Linked DNA regions of Homo sapiens: region 1 is linked to region 2. Evidence: chromatin contacts called from ENCODE Hi-C or POLR2A ChIA-PET data. All regions are on one chromosome and are shown on one strand. Each heading gives the region's core, a stretch centred on a gene start or an enhancer-like site at or near the end of the contact. The rest is flanking DNA. Distances are from core to core; before and after follow the strand shown.

What was found. A loop is a pair of places that touch in the nucleus more often than their neighbours do. ChIA-PET counts read pairs that join two places held with the same protein, here RNA polymerase II (POLR2A). Pooled maps may share reads with other maps.
Region 1: a map of naive thymus-derived CD4-positive, alpha-beta T cell shows a loop between it and region 2 (10-fold over the local background). The contact joins the enhancer-like site here to the promoter of SAMD3 in region 2. A Hi-C loop is called at or near these places in 1 of 168 maps with a recorded cell type or tissue (naive thymus-derived CD4-positive, alpha-beta T cell) and 7 of 50 pooled maps. POLR2A ChIA-PET finds 5 or more read pairs at or near these places in 1 of 52 experiments (H1).

What each region holds. Positions count from the first base shown.
Region 1 is chr6:130,511,527-130,518,410 of GRCh38, reverse strand. No RefSeq gene overlaps it. Among named protein-coding and RNA genes, the nearest start is that of TMEM200A, 150 kb to the right of the region's middle. RefSeq lists enhancers at 49-1,248, 4,275-4,424. Within about 2 kb of position 4,515, at least 8 of the 41 ENCODE cell types and tissues checked have a DNase peak (open chromatin) inside an H3K27ac peak, as active enhancers do.
Region 2 is chr6:130,221,130-130,228,047 of GRCh38, reverse strand. It overlaps SAMD3 (sterile alpha motif domain containing 3), which reads left to right and starts at 5,097. Exons shown (of 12, transcript NM_001017373.4): 1 at 5,097-5,354. RefSeq lists an enhancer at 4,381-4,490.

The DNA.
Region 1 (6,884 bases), core at 3,266-5,765, 290 kb before region 2:
GTACTTTGAAGGGGGATTGGGAAGCTGACAGGAAACAGGTGGTCTCTACCCATGCTGTGCCAGCTGGGCTGCTCAGGCACAGGACCAGAGAAAACTCACTGGACTTGAGCCTGGGTTTGGATCCTTCGAAGATGATGCTGCCAAGTTTCCAAAGGCAAAAGGTTAAGGGCAGTGTTGCTAGAGTTGCTGAAGCTGGAATCTAGGTCAGTACTGAGTGTAGGAGGAGGGCGTAAGTCCCAGTATTTCCAAGAGTGGGGTCTTATAGGTGGATGCACAGGAGGAGGTTAGGTTGGCAAGGTAGGAGACAGCATGAGTAAAGAGATGCAGATATTCTCTCAGTAAAATGAGTATTACGGGGTACAGAGGTACTTGTGGCCATCAGATCATAGAAGACTTGAGTGTCAGGTTAAGAAATTACTTCGTCTGCTAATTCATCATATCAGAACATAAGTATCAATACAATTTCCTTACAGTTCCTTTGAAAATATTACTGGTCATGCATTGTTACTCAGTGGATTAGGAGAAGGGAGAGTCCTCCCAAATAAAACCATCCTACCTGCTGGCACCCTCACAACCACTTTTTCCAGCAGAACAGGCCGGATATCCTAGGTTTTCCATTTGATGATGAGTCATGATAATTGCCTCAGATGAATTTAATGTGTCACAAATACCTGGCATAGACTCATTTCTATTTCTACTGAGAATTTGTTTTTTCTGAACCTTCAAATGTACCAGCTCATTTGTCTGATTTTGGTTTGCAGGGGGATGCTGGTTTAACAAATTGCCTCATTAGTGGTTCTATAATGGGAACACTTACTAATGCTGCTGGTTTCTTCCAGGTGCTGAGACACCTTGCGTTGTCACAGCACTGATGTGAGTCAGATACTAACAATGGTGTCCTTTGTTTTTATGAGAGATGAAACTGAAACACTTCTCATGATGTCGCTAGGTAACAGAATATATCTGCAATTTTCACTCTATAGGCAGACTCTCTCTTTCTTCCTATTTGTACTCATAGATTTTAGTTATCCATGGAGAAAACAGCACTAGGCATAGATTCTGGACTCGAGGGGCCTTGTGTCTACCACACAATAAATGTAGATCTTTGGTAAGTCGACTTTGCTGATTTCTGCCCCAGTTATATTATTGGTAAAGTGAAGAATTTGAAAAGAATTTAAGGTGGAGTTTCCCTTCATTATTCACTCAGCAAACATTTATTAAGTGCCTACTATGTATCAGGAACAGGGCTAATTCCTGGGAGTATAAAGCAGAGAAAATGACAGTCCTTGCCCTCAACATGCCTCCTGTCTAGTAGAAGGATCCCACACATGCTACAGAGAACAGTTAGTGAAATTATGGAATAAAGCTCAGGGAACTATGTGAATGTAAAATGAATGCACCAAAAATTGAGGATACTTTCTGTATTAATCTGTTCTCACACTGCTATAATGAACTACCTGAGACAGGGTAATTTATCAAGAAAGAGGTTTAATTGACTCACAGTTCTTCAGGCTGTACAGGAAGCATTGTTGAGGAGGCCTCAGGAAACTTACAATCATGGTGGAAGGGTAAAGGGGAAGCAAGTACCTTCTTCACGTGGCGGCAGGAGAGAAAGAAAGTGTAGGGGGAAGTGTCACATATTTTTAAAACATCAGAGTACGTGAGAACTCACTATCATGAGAACAGCATGGGGGAAATCCACCCGCATGATCCAATAACCTCCCACCACATCTTGCCCCCAGCATTGGAAATTACAATTCAACATGAGATTTGGGTGGGGACACAGAGCCAAACCATAACACTTTCTCACTGTATGAACATTGATGGCAAGTTTGAGTTCAGACTGCTAGACTGGCTTCTCTATTAGAACATTCACAACTCAACACCATTGCCATGAAATAAAAACAAGGATGTTGGATATGTTAAAAGGAATAAAAATCATTAAAAATTGCACAAAGTTAAAAAAAAAAAAAGCCCAACAGCTTTTTAATTCACACAGGAAGCAACACCTAGTGGTCAAGACTTCATCCTTTCAAGAAGTCACCTGGGATTAAATCCTAGCTCTGCTTTATTAACTTGATTATTTATGCAAGTTCATCTGTACCTTATTTTCTTACCTATAAAATGAAGAAGACAACCTATCTCACAGGTTTGTTGGAAGTAACAAGTGAGACAATAAAGGTTAGGTGTTTTATAGGCAATTTATAGACCTCATTTATTTTTTAATTTATAAGATTTCAACACCTTTTTGTAGGCCCTCAAAGTAGGACAAAATGGCTTTTATTTATTTATTTATTTTTGAGACAGAGTTTCATTCTGTCACCCAGCCTGGAGTGCAATAGTGCGATCTCGGCTCACTGCAACCGCTGCCCCGCTGGGTTCAAGCGATTCTCCTGCCTCAGCCTCCCAAGTAGCTGGGATTACAGGCATGCACCACCACGCCCAGCTACTTTTTGTATTTTCAGTAGAGATGGGGTTTCACCATGTTGGCTAGACTGGTCTCCAACTCCTGACCTCAAGTGATCCACTTGCCTTGGCCTCCCAAAGTGTGGGATTACAGGCGTGAGCCACCATGCCAGGCCAAAAATGGCTTTTAAATTTCAGTTGTCTTTAATACACATTGCTGGAAATTCTGTCTCATTTTTCTCTACTCATCAGTAGGAACCCTGAGTTGATACAGAGCTGGCTGTTAAAGTGGTGTTAACAGTATCGACATTGGTCTGGGCTCTGTAGCTTTAAAATAAAGAAACCAATTAGTACCTTAAGAAAATAAGATGGTCAAGAGTTTCTATATATGGTAAAATTTGTCATGGAAGTTCTAACTGGGGAATCACATTTGCTATTAATACTCTCCACCACCGCATCATAAAGATCAAAGTGCTTCCCTTCCTTGGATTGCGTAGGTGGCACTCCCACTGTCGGGTTTTATAAGACACACACTGTCAGCTGTGTGAGGTACAATGGCTATTTTCCTAGGGAAAGGAAATCTCAAGGACCAGCTGCATAAACACAAGAATGTATAGATATTTAATTCAACTTATGGCCTCCAAAACCATTAGATTCTTATAGCTGTACCTCTGTTTCATGTTACAGCTAAGTAGCTCACTCTATAGCCCATCCATGGAGACATTCTATTCTTTCTCATTAAGCACCAGGTAAGCCATCTATATTCCAATTGGAAAGCGCTTCTCTGCAGATGTTTTAAACATGATCTGCCAGGTCTGTCCTTTCCAGAGGCCCATTTGTGCCCTCTCTAGCTATAGATACCTACCCAGAGAGGTCCCCTAAAATGGAGTACTTCCTTGTTTTGTAAAAACCTTCCTCTTTTCCATCATCCTTCCTGCCCTCACTATCTCAAAATAGCAACTTTTACAAGCCAATCCATGTTAATTCATTTTTAAGGATGAGGAAACTGAACCCCAGAGCGTTTGTGAATATTGCACCACTTCTCATGGTCCCTGAGTCAGTACTCCATGCTTTTGCCACAACCCCGTACTGACTAGTTATCTGACAGTCTTTCATGAGGTCTGAAACATGTCTGAAACTTTTGCTTGTGTTAATATGAGAAGTCAACATTCACACTATAACTAGAATAAAGGGTGACTAGCCCTACGAGAGATTAAGATATTAATTATAAAACTACAGAAATCATGACAGCATGGTATTAGGGCAGGGATAAACAAATAAATAGAATTAATTAAATCAAGGAACAGAATTACATAGATATCACATTACAGAGCAGTGGGGAAATGAATCAAGAAATAGTCCTGGAAAAATTGGGTTCTATCTCAATAGGATGTATTAACTTAATAGGAGGTAAATAACTTGGAGTCCTACTCCAGCCAATGTTCACAAATGAATTCCAGGTGGACCAAAGGCAGAAATATGGAAAGTAAACATTTTATATTTATAGATGTCAGAGAATACTTCTGTTACCTTAACATGGAAAATGGGTTCTTAAAAATACCCAAATATAAAGACAAATAAATATTAAAATTTAAAACTTCTTCACAACAAAAGACAACATAGACAGCTCAAAGGCAAAGCATAAATTGGCAGAGGGTATTTTCACACATTAGGCCCCACAAAGGAGTAATTACCAGACCATAAACTCTTTAAAATTTCTAAAACTCAATATGAAATAAATGTAAGTAACCCACTAAAAATGAGCAGCAAATACCAGTGGCCAATTCAAAAAAGAAGAAAACACTAAAGGCCAATAAATGTGAAAAGTTGGTTATCCTTTCTGTTGTCAACTCCAAAACAGCCAATCCTTCAAGGTGGATCCTGAGCGACTAATTGGGCTTAAATTCAAAATGCAGCCAAGTATCCATTTGCTGACTAGAGACCACACACATATCCTGCATTCTCAGAAAAACCACAGGCTAGGGGAACTTTGGGACTCTCATAGCTATCTGTTCCTGTTTACACTGCCTCAATCAACACTGCCAGAAAGTTCCTGGACCTAACCACTAGATTCTGGCACCTGGACCTAACCACTAGACTGTAACCTGTGATAAATCTTAACATCAACCAATCAGAACAAATAATCAGCCACCCCTTATTTGCACAGCAGACAAGCGGAAACCTGGGTGACAACTTTCTCTATAAAAAGCAACTTCTGTCTTTGTTCTGGCGGAGTGTACCTCTGTTTTGTACTGAAGGCTGCATCTCCCTGGTTTGCAAACTGCTTGCTGCAACAAAGTCTCTTTAATTTAAAACATTTTTGTTTCCTTTTCAGTGGATTTGTTAACACTATTAACTAAGGAAATGAAAACTAAAATCACAATAAGATGTAATCTCACACCCTTCAGATTGCTAAAAATGTCAGTCTGACAATTCCAAGACTTGGCAGAGATGTAGATCAACAGGATCTCTTACACACTGCAAGTGGGAATCTATATTGGCATAACCAACTTTGGACAGTAGTTTGGCAATATTTAGCTAAGTTGAAGATGCATATATCTTCAACTTGGCAATTACATTCTTAATACTATACCCTGGAGAAATTGTTGCACATATGTACAAGGAAACATACACAAATGTTTATGGCAGGATTGTTTGTATGGAAAAAGTAGCAGACTACCTATAAAAGACTATTAATAGAAGATCAGGTGATTACATTGTGAATCTTCATGGACCTGAATGTTGTACAGCAATGAAAAGGAATGAATAAGCTAGAAGTAATTAAATCAACCTAAATAAATCCCCTAAACATAATGCAGAATGTAAAAAAGAGCAGTTGTCGAAATACATAATAGCATGTTATATAGGGTTTAAAGCATATAAAATAATATAATGTTTTTTGATACGTACATATGTAATTATAAAGAAATCAAAAAGAAATATACTGAAACATTAAATATTAAATTAAAGTTAATTTGGTGGGAAATGGTATGGGATCTTGGAATGTTACACAGGTGCTAGTCTCGTTAGTGCTGGTAGCACTTCTCAAACAGAATCTTGAGTATATCTGGAATGTATCATCATAACTTTTCTAATTAGAGGGAAGACATACGAGCATGAATAACTTTTACTGGGTACATCACAAGTACTTGGTAATGTGCTACCTGTTTTTACATTTATCATTTCATTCAATGCTCACAGCTGTTCCTCTTCTAATTTCATGGTTTACAAGGAAAACATTTTATTTACATTCTAATATACATTCCACATTATTAGTGGAATCAATGTACTGGACAATCAGAGTTATAGATTCCAGTGTAGCCCCTGACACTGACTAGCTCTATGGCCTGAAGCAACTTACTTAATCTCTTTGGACCTCTGCTTCCTCATTTATAAAATGAGAGGGTTGAACTAGATGAATACTTAGACTCCTTCCATGATTGTTCCCTGAGTTAGGTTATTGATCTTAATAATTTATTAAGAATATTTTATTAAAATAATTAACCAAAGCAGAAATTATAGGAAACTTTCAGATGGGAGTAGTAACTTGCAGTTATCAAGGAACTGGCCTGAATATTACAATGAACATATAATCTGATAAAATACGCCTATTGTAAAAAATGTTTTAAAAAGACTTTTCTTAAATATAGGGTAGAAAATCTACTCCTACATGAACTGACCCAGATTCTAATTAGGCAGATTTTGCTGTGTCAGATTCTTTTTACTGCACTGCATTGTGCTATAAAACCGAATTAATTGGTACTATACTTTGAGAATTGGTCTCTATGGTTAGCCTATCTATTTTAAATAGAAATGGAATCGAAAAAGACTCTGTTAACATGACCCGATCACCACAATCAAGAAATCTCCACATAACGTTCTTAAAAAAACAGCTAACTAGTCTCTCCCTGAAGTTATTTCTTGTTGCATTTTTTCATTTCCGTTCCTTTTATAGGTATGCAATTTTATGACACAGTTATAGGATGTATAAATGTGTAGCTCTACAGAAATATTCATGAGGGATATGTCAGTCCGTCTATAGAATCTTACTAATTGTCTAGAAACAAAATGCCCCTGTCCTGGATACCAAGGGAAAAGTATTGACAAATTCTTGCTCAATAGCTCCCTTTTCTTTAGACCTCCAGTACTCCTCAGAAATGGTATTAATATATTACCATCCCAAATAGGCCAGCTGCAACACAATTTAGTAGATTAGAGTTTCCTTACATTTCAATCCAGTCTGGTTTTCCTGAAAATACAGTCTTACCCTTGATGGAACTCTGAGAAAGAAAACAAAGAATTAATATAGGAAACTAACATTTATTGAGCACTGATTTCCTTTGCACAACAGGAAGCACTTTTGCATTTTGTAGCATCTCATTAAAGCATCTCAACAACATATCCAAACAAGTAGTCTCGAATGAATTTAAAAATAAAACATTAATACCTAAAATAAAATAACAAGGATTATTTTAAAA
Region 2 (6,918 bases), core at 3,848-6,347:
GGTATCCTTAAGTGTAACTAGTTTTACTTGCTTTGCTGGACCTGATTTTTCTTAAAAAGGGTATCCTTATTCAATTAGCTGTGCATCCTTGGGCAAATCACTTGGCTTTTCTGAAATTCTCTCGTTTCCATTTAGGAAACGAGAGGATTTTACCAGGTGTGGAAGATCCACATAGGTCTCCGTGTCTGCTAATGCTGCAGCAGGAAATCAGAGGACGTCGAATGATTCCTTTGATTTTTCTTTTCTTTTTTTTTTTTTTGAGATGGAGTTTTGCTTTTGTCGCACAGGCTGGAGTGTGGTGGCACAATCTTGGCTCACTGCAACCTCTGCCTACCAGGTTCAAGCGATTCTCCTGCCTCAGCCTCTCAAGTAGCTGGGACTATAGGCACATGCCACCATGCCCGGCTAATGTTTGTATTTCTGGTAGAGACGAGGTTTCACCATGTTGGCCAGACTGGCCTTGAACTCCTGGCCTCAAGCAATCCACCCACCTTGGCCTCTCAAAGTTCTGGGATTACAGGCATGAGCCACCGTGCCTGGCAAGATTCCTCTGATTTTTTGAACTATCAAAAGCAGACCACTAAAGCAGAGACTTGAGCAGCTATTTGCACACCCCTGTGTTCGTATCAGCGTTATTCAAAATAGTCAAAAGATTGAAAAAGCCCAAATGTCCACTGTCAAGTGAATGGATAAACAAAATATGGTATATACATCAAATGGAATATTACTCAGCCTTAAAAATGAAGGCGATTCTCACACAAGCTACATGAATGAACCTTGAAAACATTATACTGAGAGAAATAATCCAGATACAAAAAAACAAATATTGTATGATTCCACTTATATGGCATACCTAAAATAGTCAAATTCATGGAGATAGAAAGCAAAATAATGGTCATCAGGGACTAGGGCTGCAGGGTGAATATGGGAGTTATTGTTCCATGGGTACAGAGTTTCATTTTGGGGATGATGAAAATGTTCTGGAAATGGATAATAGTGATGGTTGCACAATAATGTGAATATACTTATTGTCACTCAATTGTACCCTCAAAAAGGGTTAAGACGGTAAACTTTACATTATGTATATTTTTGCACAATTTATTTAAATGTAAAAAATATCAGATTACTGTATTTATTGTACATCCTTAGCTTTATGAAAAATCCTTGTAAACACAATGTTACTAATTTAATTTCAGTGATGTAAATAATTTTTTTTTTTGAGACAGAGTTTCGCTCTTATCGCCCAGGCTGGAGTGCAATGGCATGATCTCGGCTCACTGCAACCTCCGCTTCCCAGGTTCAAGCGATTCTCCTGCCTACAGAAAAGCTACACTGACAGTAGCTGGGATTACAGGCGCCTGCCACCATGCCCAGCTTATTTTTAGTAGAGACGGGGTTTCACCATGTTGACCAGGCTGGTCTTGAACTCCTGACCTCAGGTGATGCACCCGCCTTGGCCTCCCAAAGTGCTGGGATTACAGGCGTGAGCCATGGTGCCCGGCCCCTCATAATTATTTTTATAAAGTGTTATACACATTTCTCAAAGGTATAATTTGTGCATAATGACATTTGGGGATGGTGTGCTAACTTTGACCTATAGGGCTCTGTACATTGGAAATAAATCATAATAAATCTTTCAATTGCTCCTCAAACTTGGCTGATCATAAGAATCAATGGTAATGATTAGAAATACTATAAGAACTCACTCTACCCACCTGAATCAGAATCTTCTAAGAAAGGGCTTAGGAATCAATATTTTCATGAAGTACACCCCTTGTTCTTATATTAGGTAAGTTGGAAAATCATTCTTAAAAATAAAATTCTGAATTCTGAGTTCAACAGAGAGAAACACAGGGGATCAGCAGCAACCTCTGCACCCTTCAATAACACCTCAAGCTCCAGTCTGCCCATCAGGCTCTCCAGAAAGGTAGAATGACAGCTTCACTAATACCCCTTCCTGGGAAAAGCGGCGCTGTCCTGAATTACTGCAGATACTTCTGCAACAGTGGATAGAAGACTGTACCAGGAAGAGAATAACTGGATGAGATAACTCAACAAGTGATCACATCAATTAGATAAGAAGGGTGATGTGATCAGAAGACAATGGAGCCAGGATTAAGCCAACATCAGGCTGACCCCTCAATTTCCTTAGGCGTCTCTCCTTAGCACTTTACCAGGAATAGGTGCCCAGGCAAGCATTTTTCAAGCTTCCAAATGCCAAGGAGTTTGAAATGACAAGTTAGTTTTTGGCCTGGTTATAGAAATACTGAATTTTCTCATATCTTAAGCTTTTTGGATGACCTAATATATGAATAAATATTTTTCCTCTTCTTCCAACTACTCTCACCTTTATATTGGTGTGCCACATTTGTTCCCATATGTAATCAAAGAATGGTAGAAGTGAGTAGGCAGCAGTTAAGATTGGAATGTAAGGATTTTTAAAAATAAGTTTACCTTGGAACAATCTAAAGAGGAAAGCTATGTGCTATTATAATCCTTACAGTCTTTATTTCTAATATGCCTATCTTACTGAAACTGATCCAGTAGTCCCATAGACAGTTTTTCTTAAATATAGAAATTAATCCTTCTGGTTTTAAAGCTTGAAACTCACCAGATCCAGACAATGAGATACCAGCCTCTCATTCATTGTAATTGCTCCCTTACTCCTTCCACATTCTTGTTTTCCCATACATATTTAACATTTCTTCCCCGCTATATAAACCTCTAATTTTAGTTGATCAGGAAGATGGATTTGAGACTGAGCTCCCATTTCCTGGACTGCAGCACCTGATTAAAGCCTTCTTCCTTGGCAATACTTGTTGTCTCAGTCGTTGGCTTTCTGTGCAGCAAATAGCAGGACCTAAACTGAACCCCTGGTGTTTCAGTAACATTATTTTTTACTTGTTAATCATTCACATAACCTTTTCCTCTCCTCCTTACTTTCTTCCCCATGCTCACTCACTCTCTTGCTCAGTACTGCTCTCTGTCTCTGTCTGTCTCTCTTTATCTCTCTCTAACACACACACATACACACAAATTCAGACACACAGACTCATATTTAATGATGGACTATAGCCTACCAATTGGTATGAATTTTACCTTTTGGGCCAACTCTAAAAAGAGTGCTTCGGGCTGGGCGTGGTGACTCATGCCTGTAATCTCAGCACTTTAGGAGGCCGAGGCAGGCGGTTCATGAGGTCAGGAGATCGAGATCATCCTGGCTAACACAGTGAAACCCCATCTCTACTAAAAATACAAAAACTTAGCTGGGCGTGGTGGCACGTGCCTGTAGTCCCAGATACTCAGGAGGCTGAGGCAGGAGAATCGCTTAAACCCAGGAGGTGGAAGTTGCAGTGAGCTGAGATCGTGCCATTACACTCCAGCCTGGGTGACAAAGGGAGACTCCATCTCAAAAATAATAATAATAATAATAATAATAATAATAATAATAATAAATAAATAGAGTGCTTTTGCATAAACAAAAGTTTGAACATTCTGGCCCGTCCTCACATGAACCTAGGGCTGGCAGAAGCATGAGCATTTGTCACTCATGAGAAACACAGGGTCCTATGCCTTTTTGTGTCTCCACACCTCCCATCTGTGCTTTGCTTTTGATACGGGAGGCGGGCAGGGAAGTGCTGGGTAGAGAAGAATGGGGTCCCTGGCTAGGGCTCCACCCTCAGGCCTGTACCCATGGACGTAAGTGAGAACAGGCACTCCTGTTTTCACGCCCAAATGTTGCATTTTCCAAAAGCACTCTGGCCCGCCACACCCCCATCCTCTGCCTATAAAAACCCTGAGACCCTAGCGGGCACAGACACAAGCGGCTGGACATCAAGAGGAACACACTGGCAGAATACACTGACAGACTGGCAGGACATCAACAGCAGTATGATGTGGACCACGTAGAATTTGCCTGGGGGTGGTTGGAGGAGAGTCAGGCCACTGAGCGGCCTGACTCCAGGGGAAGACCGCCTTCCCATTCCATTCCCCTTGTGGATCCCATCCATCTGCTGAGAGCTACTTCCACCAGTCAATAAAACTGTGCACCCATTCTCCAAGCCTACATGTGATTCAATTTTTCTGGTACATTAAGGCAAGAACCTTGGGATACAGAAAGCCCTCTGTCCTTGCGATAAGGCAGAGGATCTAATTGAGCTGATTAACACAAGCCACCTGCGGATGGCTAAGCTGAAAGACTGCACTGTAACACACTCCCACTGGGGCTTCTGGAGCTGTAAACACTCAACCCTAGGTGCTGCCATGGGGTAGGAGCCCATGCTCCCCATGACCTGCCCGTCTGCATGCTCCCTCTAGGGGTTTGAGCTGCAGGGTACTGAAGAAGCGAGTCACACCCATCGCACGCCCTGCAAGGGTGTTTCCAAGTTTCACTTTGAGTCACACTGCATTAAGAAGATCCACTACCTTGCATCCCCTTCTTCCTGAAGAGGCCTACAAAGTCAGACCAGCACTTAGTGTTAACAGATCAAGAGAGCCCAGCTTGACTCTACCAGCTGAGCAATATAGGTGGATACAGAAGTCACCTTTCATGTGTTCTAACAAATGAGTAACTCCAAAAAAATAGTTGTAATATTTTAATAATGTAAGTTCTTGCCACTACTCAGAGCTATAAAATGTTCAGCTATCACCTGCACTATCACGTACACACTGAGCTATGTAACGAGAATTACATTCAGCCAATGTCTGCTAAATAAAGGTTTGTGCATTTTAGTTCAATGATGTAGCTACAAAGAAAATGAAGCCTCAAGACACTAGAACCTTCTGAGATGCAAAGCTTTGAGTCCTTGACTTTGAATTCAATGTCTAAATTCTAATACATTATTATTATATCTGCCTTAAGATTGATATAGGAAATTTTTTTTCTAGTTAGTGTTATTTCTTCTAGGAGCTTAAAAAAGGTAACTAAGGAAGAATTAAATGTTCCAAAGATATATTATGGTAAACATGTATGTACATACATGGGTATTTGTCACACTTGTCAGAATCTTCTTCCTTTGAGAGGTGCAAACGTTAGCTGTCTGAGATCCACCCTGTTTCAAACTTACCTTATGCTTCCTGTGTACTGTGAGGCTCCCAGTCTTGCTGTCTTTCAATGGGGCAGCCACTGCTCAGTTGCTGCCATTCAGAAATATGAACCCAGTATCACCAGAACTTTTGATTTTTCAAGAGAAACCAAGATTCCAGATTTGTAGGTGATATCTTCCATTTTTCAGATAAAACAAAGGAACCAGAACCACATCCACTGATCGGATTTGCCTGGGGAGGAGGGGTGCTCTCTCCTTTGATCTTCTCTTCTGGAAGAGATGGACCAAAAGCCTCTCCAGCAATAATCCGTAAATATCACTTTTTACCTTTTCTCTATAAAACTCTAACTTTTCTGATATTAAGATAAAATTCTTTCATTGAGAAAAATTTAAGAGTGGCAGATTACAAACAAAAAACATTAATTCCTCCAAACAGAGATTGCCACTTCTGCCTTCTAGTATATGCTTTCCCAGCCTTTGTGTAACCAAGCATTTCATTCTACTTTTATTTTATTCTTTCCACAAATCTGAATCATACTATTTTAAATTTATTTGCAGTTAACCATATCCATGACTGTTTCTCTCTACATAGTTATTTGTCTAGATACAATTTTTGATTACTACATAGTATTTTATTTTAAATATAAATTACTGTAATTCATTGGCCAATTCCTATTGCTGGAAATTTTATCTGTCCAATTTATTTGCTATTCGGACCATTGCTATGGCACACATCTTTGTGTTCATTTCTGTTAATGTCTTTAGGCACATTCTTAGAAATGCTATTTTGGGGTCAGAATGTAGAAATATTTTTAATGTTTTTGGCTTGCATTAGTACCCTTTAAAGTTGGATAGATTGGATTCAAATCACTTTTACCTTTACAAGCAAAGGAACCTTAGGCGAGTTACCCTGTAAACTCCAGGACTTTCAATTATAAAATGGGAATAATATGACAGGGCAAGTTGTGCCACTTTATACTCCCCTTAGCAGTGTGTAAGAGAACAACTGACCTTGCATTCTTGCTAATTTTCACCTTTTCCAATGGAATAAATGAAGATGGTATTTAATTATTTTTATTACAAATAATGTAGATTTTTCAGATACTGGTTTAAAATTTTGTTCAAGAGTTACCTATTCCTATTTTTTTCTATTGGTGTATTAATTTTTTAGTTGGTTTTATGGATTATAGAGTTGACCCTTGAACAACATGTGTTGGAACCTCTCAGGTCCACTTACATGCAGATTTTCTTCTGCCTCTGCCACCCCTGAGACAGCAAGACCAACTCTCCTCTTCCTCCTCCTCCTCCTCAGCCTACTCACTGCAAGACGACGAGTATGAAGATCTTTATGATGATCCACTTCCATGTAATAAATAGTAAATGTTTTCTCTTCCTTGTTATTTGCTTAATAACATTTTCTTTCCTCTAACTCATTTTATTGTAACAGTACTGTATATAATATATATAACATACAAAATATGTGTTAATTGTCTATGTTATCAGTTAAGATTCTGATCAATAGTAGGCTATTAGTAGTTAAGTTTGGGGGTAGTCAAAAGTTACTTGCAAATTTTCAACTGCATAGCAGAGTCAGCGTCCCAACCCCTGTGTCGTTCAAGGGTCCACTGTGATATATATGTGTACACATGCGTTTTTCCTTTTTAGTCAAATCTATCAATATTTTATTTTTATTATGTAATCTTAGATTATTTTAAACTCTTTTTAATTTTTCATATTTACATATTTAACTTATCTGAGGAATTTATTGTGTAGGTGTTATGAGGCATTATCCCAACAAAATATATTGACTAATCCCTTCTTTGTCACCAATTTTAAAGATCTTTTCACTGGCTGGGCGTGGTGGCTCATGCCT